Regions from separate parts of the Homo sapiens genome. Here all the other regions are linked to region 3. Evidence: chromatin loops called from intact Hi-C (ENCODE). Cell type or tissue: CD4-positive, alpha-beta T cell. All regions are shown on one strand. Region 1 overlaps DAPK1 (death associated protein kinase 1). Region 2 has its middle 65 kb from the start of SPIN1. Region 3 holds the start of CDK20 (cyclin dependent kinase 20).

Region 1 (2,500 bases), 290 kb before region 3:
GGAGGGTGGGATATGAGAGAGAGAGAGAGGTCATGAGCTCATGATCTGGAAAGTTTGCAAGGCCTAAGTGGGTGTGCAGATGATGCCCAGGAGCCCCCATTGTGGAGTCCTGGGAGTCACCTGTGGCTCTGCCCTTGGCCTCAGAGGTGAGGTATCCATGGCCTTGCTTCTCCTCAGTATCTGTGTCTGGTCTTTGCAGCAGGTTCCTGGTGAAGGGTGGCTCTGGGTGACCCTTTTTCTGCACGCCCCACCATGGGGGGAGCATCTTTAGCCAGGGATCGGGGAGGGGGTCCTGGCGCGGGGGCAGAAGCCCCTCTGCATGAGAGCCCTAAGGTGCAGGCACACCAGCTGCTTTCAGCCCAGCCGTGGGGTCTGGGGAGGAGGCAGCTGTCCTGGTCCCTGGGCCCCCACAGTCAGTGCCGCCTGCCCCTGGTGGAGGAAGTGTGCGCTGGTGGTTGCCCCTGAAGCCTGGTGGCTGAGGGATCCCTGGGCAGGAGGCATAGCTCGGCAGCTGGACTTGGAGGTGGATGAGACAGACAAGATGCCCCCATCCCTGGACTGGGCGGGTCACCAGGCACTTGCTGCCCTCACAGCTTGTACATCAGCATCAGACAGCGCCCGGGAAATGCAGAGCAGGGCACAAGCACAGGGCACCGCGAGGGCGGCCTGGGGAGATTGGACTTTGGCAGAGGGTATGTGTGTTGGGGGCCAACGGAGCAGCGTGGCTTTGTTAGACACCCGAGGAACTGCCGCTCCTGAGCATGCCTCCAGGGACTGGGCCTGGTTCCTGAAGCAGCAACACTGTCACCTGCCAGGGGGCACTGCTCGTGCCTGGCAGGCCGTGCTGGGGTCTCTTTCAGGCCAGGGCTCTGGACACCAGTGACCTCTCCTAGAATTGTCAGGCCCTTTTCCCTTCAATGAGAGAGATGCCTACATGGCAACATTTATATCATCAGACAGCAAGAAGTTTGCTTTTAGAATTTTGGCCCTTTTCCACTGCCGTTCTCTTGAGAACGCTGGAGGCCAAGGCTGAGCTCCCAGCCAGGAGACCGGACGGGGTCCCCTCGAAGTTTTCTGTTGCACACATCACTCAGCTGTGGGGACACTGAGGGTTGTGGCTGTTGAGCTGTGGGAAGGAAAACATCCAAGGTCATAGGAGGCATGAATGTCCAGGAAGAGTATTTGAAGAAGCCATTCCTATTCCCGCGGAGAGGAGCCTGCGGGAGGAATTCCCGGTGACCAGGTAAAGTGGGTCTCCTGGGAGCCGTCACGTTACACCGCCAGGGGGCAGTAGCTAACAAAAATGATTTCCTGGGATTTCGGTGCTTCCCCATGAAATTATTGTTTTCATAACACCTTGTACAAAGCCTGTCCTAACCTTTTATCCTCCCAACGAAAACTGTCACCGAGGAGCAGGAATGACTGCCATTTACCAACGTCTGCTCTCATTAAGCACAGGGCCACATGCCACTAAAAGAAGGCTTGTTCCTGACAGGCAGGCACCCAGACACAAATTCCAGGTCACAGGGAAGTGGACAGACCCATTCTTGGGCAACCCAGCAGCTTTTGCAGGCTGGGATTAACAATATGCAGAGAAATACACTAAAATGGCAGCTATGTTGACATCAAGACTTACATCATTTTGCTTTTGTTTTCTATTTACATTCCTATCTGCCAACTTTCCTACAGAAATAGAATATGTGTTGGTGTTTTTAAGAATAAATCTTGCCCTCCTAGTGCCCTTTCTCCTTTCCCTGTACCTAATCCTGCCCTTAGGATCCACTTTTCTTCTCCTCATCCCCTCCGTTGGATACCCCCATTATCCATGTCCAAAGTCTTAACTCTTTGGTCTTTAAGTAAGGGATTACCTTGGTGTTTGGATCGCCTGTTTTAAAGTCAGATACCCAGGTGAAATGGTCACTTCTTTAGTGCCTCGCAATGTCTATTGTATTAATGGTAAACCAATGGTACTGCAGTTAAGATCAATGAATCCCTTCTCCAATGCAATTCGTTCACCAAGTTCTTACAGAGCACTCTCTGTGGGCCCTGGGTCACAGCCCTGACCAGAAAGGCAGCTTCTGCCTGCACAAGCCTGGTGGGAGAGACGGGGAGCAGGGCAGGCCAGTGAGTAACTGAGACAGTGAGGAAGCACAGGCTCTATGCCTAAACGCAGGGGACCCAGACTCTGTTATTCAGCTCCCGTACAACACCCACAAGTTCACCATTGTTTACATAATGTTTCCTTTAAACTGACTCACTTTTTAAAATGTACTAAAATACATTGATTTGAAAATGAAAGTTAATATCCCTATCATAAATGGGAACCCAGTGTCACTGCCATAAGTAAAAATAAATGCAGTGAACAGCAACCAATGTGAATAAAATCCCGCTAAACGCCAATGCCCACACCCTCTTCATTAAAAGGGAAGATGAGCAGGTGTTGAGGAAATGCTAAAATCGGAAGGCCTCAAGTGGAGACTCGCTGCAAGAACAACTGAAA
Region 2 (2,500 bases), 350 kb after region 3:
TGAATCTCTGAGGTCGCAGATTCAAATTTTTTTTTTTTTTTTTGAGACGGATTTTCACTCTTGTTGCTCAGGCTGGAGTGCAATGGTGCAGTCTTGGCTCACCACAACCTCCGCCTCCTGGGTTCAAGCAATTCTTCTGCCTCAGCCTCCCGAGTAGCTGGTATTACAGGCATGTGCCACCACGCCCGGCTAATTTTGTTTTTTTTCATTTGTTTGTTTTTGTTTTTGTTTTTTTTTGAGACAGAGTCTCACTCTGTCACCCAGGCTGGAGTTGCAGTGGTGCGATCTCAGCTCACTGCAAGCTCTGCCTCCCGGGTTCATACCATTCTCCTGCCTCGGCCTCCTGAGTAGCTGGGACTACAGGCACCGGCCACCACACCCGGCTAATTTTTTTTTTTTTTTGTATTTTTAGTAGAGACGGGGTTTCACCGTGTTAGCCAGGATGGTCTCGATCTCCTGACCTCGTGATCCACCCGCCTTGGCCCCCGCAAAGTGCTGGGATTACAGGCGTGAGCCAATTTTTGTATTTTTAGTAGAGACGGGATTTCTCCATGTTGGTCAGGCTGGTCTCAAACTCCTGACCTCAGGTGATCGGTCTGCCTCGGCCTCCCAAAGTGCTGGGATTACAGGCGTGAGCCACTGTGCCAGGCCCACAGATTCAATTTTACAGAGTTGGAGGAAAGGCATTTACAGATTCTGCATAGGGCCAGAATGTGTCTTAGCAACTAAATCATGGATGTACGTGTTTGCAGTTGGATCAAATGCCCCAAACAATTCAATATGTTAAATGTTTACATCAGAACACTTGTATCAGAATCTTTCTGTTTCTGCACTTAGCTCTGTAGTTTCTTTGGACCTTTGTGCCTGGTTTGTCATAGGCTAGGAGCCTCCCATAGGTTCCAGCAACAGCACACAAGTGAAGGAATGGGACAGGTGTAAAAAAAACCCACAAATAGAATGAGGACAATGCTGATGATGACATCTGCAGAGGGAAGACGACAGACCATTTCCGCAACACTGAACCCAGAGTGAAGAACGTTGCTGGAGGAAATAGCAGAGGAAACCACAACTCAGAGGAAGCCACAGCTAGACAAGCAGCTACTGGTGGGATGGGATGATGGAGGGTGGAGCCATGGAAGAAACTACTGTGCTCTGTAGAGTCTGGGATGGGGCCAGGGCTCCACAGTTAGAGGCAGGAGAGTCCAGTAGGGCTGAAAATCAATCAGGATTGAAGACCTGTGTGTAGAACAGTCAACACCCCCATCCCCACCCCACCCCATGCACAGAACTGTGAGGACATCCAGCCAGGTAATGACTCCAGGCAAAGAATCATGTGCACAGTCTGGAGGGACTTGAGCAGCTGGTGTGCATGACCAGAGTAAAGGCCTCCCCACAAAGGGTGATCTAAAGGCAGCAGTCCCTGTTCATGTCCCAGAGTTTCTGTCAGCTTTTATAGTCCCTCATTCTCAAATATAAAAGCTTAACAGAGGCTCGCTGCAGAATTAGAGAAAACCTGTGGTATGAAAGAAAGCAATGAGGATTCCAAAAGAGAGAGAAAGACAAAGATAGAAGTTTAACCTCAAAGAACACAGAGAGAATTCAGAGAACATAAGAACATAAAACAGGCCTGGCACGGTGGCTCAGGCCTGTCATCCCAGTACTTTGGGAGGACGAGGCGGGCAGATCACGAGTTCAGGAGATTGAGACCAGCCTGGCCAACGTGGTGAAATCCTGTCTTTACTAAAAATACAAAAATTAGCTGGGCATGGTGGCAGACGCCTGTAATCCCAGCTACTCAGGAGGCTGAGGCAGGAGAATCGCTTGAACCCATGAGGTGGAGGTTGCACTGAGACGCCGTCTCACAAAGAAAAAAGAACATAAAACAAAGAACATGAAAGAACAGAACTTCTTTGATCAGCATCCCCAGAGAGATTTTAGAAAATATTCCATCCATAAAACAATAAAACAAGAACATGACACAGTGAAAAATAAGCCCTGTGAGAAGAACCACAGTAAAAGCCTCTGGAAATTAAAATTATGGTTCACAAAATGTAAAATAATAAATATGGGTGGACAATAATGTTTAGGAGGTCACAGAGAATAAAGAGAACAGGAAACAGAAAATAGGCCAGAAACAATAAGAGATATAGATGATTAATACAGAGGTACAACACCTACCCAGTAGGAATTCCAGAAAGAGGAAAAGAAGGAAAGAAGAGGCTGGGCGTGGTGGCTCACGCCTGTAATCCCAACACTTTGGGAGGCGGAGGACGGCAGATCACGAGGTCAGGAGTTCACAACCAGCCTGGCCAACATGGTGAAACCCCGTCTCTACTGAAAATACAAAAATTATTTCTGCGCTACCCACAGAGGGGTCCATACGGCGTTCTGGATTCCCATCGTAACTTCAAGGAAAACTTTCACAATGTGCGGAGCCCTTGATGTCCTGCAAATGAAGAAGAAGGATGTCCTTAAGTTCCTTGCAGCAGGAACCCACTTA
Region 3 (2,500 bases):
GAAAGCTGGTGAAGGCGTAGCTGGGAAAATGAAGGCACAAAGAAGTGGGAACGAGCGACTGAGGGTGAGAATACCATGCCCCCCCTCCCCTACTCACATACTGATTGTCCTCCATCTCCTGCAGAGCCTTAATCTCCCGCAGGGCCTGGTTAGGGAAGCCGTCCTCCAACCGCCTTAGGGCCACCTTCTTGAGGGCAACTATCTCGCCAGTCTGCAGGATAGAAGGCAGACACTGCCAGCCCACCCTCGGCTGGGAAAGAGAGATGAAGGTGGGTGAGGGGAAGGTGGTTGAGAGAGAGACACGCGCCCCCGGCTCGGCCAGAGGCCCTCCTCGGGGGTCTAGGACTAGCCTGGGACCCAGCCGCTGGGGTAGGGGACCAAGCCAGCTGTGCGGAGGGAAGCGCAACGGCCCAAAGTAGGTTTAGAATATGAGTAGGTTTTAAAAACTGTACTGGATGTAAAAAGGGAACCGAAACAGTTTAGAGCGTTAGCCGGAGGGTGGCGGGGGCACACCCCCGCCAGGCTGCCGGCCGCGGTCCAGCCTCACCTCCACGTGCTTGGCCTTGAAGACGATGCCGTGGGCGCCCTCCCCGATGCGGCCCAGGATGCAGTACTGGTCCATCCCGCTGCAGTCGTGGGCCTGTGCCCCTGTGCCCCTGAACTTCCAAACTCCACTTCTCCTCCACCCCACGCTGATCTGAGCTCGCACGCTGTTGCCTAGCAACAGCGCGGCAGCTGACCACTGGGGCGGTTCCTGTAGGCGACGTCACCAGGAGAACGGAAGCTGCGTCGAGTCAGGGGTGACAGCTCCGGGCCCCACTGCGCCTTTTCCTAGCCCTCCGCTGTCACGCAGCAGCAAGCTTAATCCCGCATAAAAAACGCATGCGCCGAGAGCGTGCCCGCAGCAGGGCCCACGGAACGATGACAGCAGGCACCTCCTATCTGCCCCCGCCCCCGGCGTCACGTGACTAGCTGCGCTGGTGCACGCAGCCGGGAGGGGCGGGCTCCTTCCCCTGGCAAGCCGGAAGCTCCGCACCTGTAAGTAGAGGTTCAGGCTTCGACCACGCGCAGGTGCTGTTTTCTAGCTCCGAAAGCCAGGCACTATTGATGCAGACAGACAGGTCCCGGGCTGCGTTGTGGAAAGAGGGTCTGTGGGTCCTCTTGTCTTAAAATGTCAGTTGGCTACGTGTACCCACAGATTTTTAAAAGGGCATACTCTGAGGGCCGGGCACGGTGGCTCACGCCTGTAATCCCAGCGCTTTGGGAGGCTGAGGCGGGCGGATCATCAGGTCAGGAGTTCGAGACCAGCCTGACCAACATGGTGAAACCCCGTCTCTATTGAAAATACAAAAAAAATTAGCCGGGCGTGGTGGCGTGCTCCTGTAATCCCAGCTACTCAGGAGGCTGAGGCAGAAGAATCGCTTGAACCCGGGAGGCAGAGGTTACAGTGAGCCGAGATTGCGCCACCGTACTCCAGCCTGGGTGACAGAGCGAGACTCTGTCTCAAAAACTAAAACTAAAAATAAAATAAAAGGGCATACTCTGACCCAGACAGGACAGAGTAGGCCTTAAACTTCTGAAAGGATGCTCAACTTCACATACAATAAACAAATGCAAACTAAAGTTACAGTTTTTCACATATTGGATGGCTAAAGATCTCAGGTCTAATAGTTCATTGACCAAGCTACGGGAAAACAAGCACTTTCATACATTGCTGGTGGCAGTATAATTTGACGATGTTGATCAAATCACAAATGCACAGACCCTCAGACTCAGCAAAGCCACTTCTAGCAATTTCCCCAATAGACACCTTTTACACATGTGAAATGACATGTACAAAGTTATTCCATTGCAACGTTGTTTCAACGGCAAACTATTGGAAACAACACAGATGTCCATCATTGTGGTGCCTCCTTCAAATGAGGTATTAAATCTTTTTATGTACAGCAATGGGAAGATTTCTAAAATAGGTTGTTAAATGAAAAAGGCAAGATGCAGGACAGAATGCATAGAGTACCACTGGCTGTGTAAACAAAAGGAGAAAAGAATATAAATAATGCTTGTACATCCATTACAAGATATCTGGAAAGATACACAAGATTTCCTGAGTGTGGTTACCTGGTGGAAGAGGGACTGGGAGGACAGGGGGACAGAATAGGAGGCAGACTTTTCACTGGGTCTCTTTACATTATTTGAGTTTTGAATATAATTTATTAATTTTCCAAAAAAGCAAATATTTTCTAGCTTAGAAATTTCACTTCTGGGTTAATAATTGCAGAAGAATGACTTGATGTCCATACAAAGTATTCCTCCTGTTTGATGATAGCAGAGATCTGAAAACAACCCAAATACCCAGATGGAAAAATGGCTAAGTTAAGTTAAGGGAGTGCCATAGAATGGAATAGTTTTTAGCATTAAAACTGGCGAAGATAGGCTGGGCATGGTGGCTCAGGCCTGTAATCCCAGCACTTTGGGAGGCCGAGTCCTACGGATCACTTGA

Evidence for each region. Hi-C counts contacts between places; a loop is a spot of excess contacts. Peaks named below come from ENCODE experiments on the same cell type or tissue, not always from the same donor. Only the 100,000 strongest peaks of a DNase experiment are listed, where the experiment ranks them.
Region 1: a loop joins it to region 3, with 2.0 times the contacts of the local background. A loop is called at or near these places in 7 of 110 quality-filtered maps.
Region 2: a loop joins it to region 3, with 22 times the contacts of the local background. A loop is called at or near these places in 5 of 110 quality-filtered maps.

The regions. Positions count from the first base shown.
Region 1 is chr9:87,683,497-87,685,996 of GRCh38, forward strand. The region is part of intron 20 of DAPK1 (death associated protein kinase 1); the gene reads left to right. Among named protein-coding and RNA genes, the nearest start is that of CTSL, 41 kb to the right of the region's middle. In CD4-positive, alpha-beta T cell, a CTCF peak has its summit at 1,271 (motif pointing right); no DNase peak of the experiment used is centred here; H3K4me3 peaks cover 189 bases.
Region 2 is chr9:88,322,029-88,324,528 of GRCh38, forward strand. It overlaps the pseudogene RPSAP49. Among named protein-coding and RNA genes, the nearest start is that of SPIN1, 65 kb to the right of the region's middle. In CD4-positive, alpha-beta T cell, no CTCF peak of the experiment used is centred here; a DNase peak (open chromatin) is centred at 1,053.
Region 3 is chr9:87,973,825-87,976,324 of GRCh38, forward strand. It overlaps CDK20 (cyclin dependent kinase 20), which reads right to left and starts at 709. Exons shown (of 8, transcript NM_001039803.3): 1 at 548-709; 2 at 98-211. The coding sequence starts at 622. LOC105376131 (a long non-coding RNA gene) reads left to right here and starts at 811. Exons shown (of 3, transcript XR_930088.2): 1 at 811-1,038. In CD4-positive, alpha-beta T cell, a CTCF peak has its summit at 1,121; a DNase peak (open chromatin) is centred at 887; H3K4me3 peaks cover 1,579 bases; H3K27ac peaks cover 1,694 bases.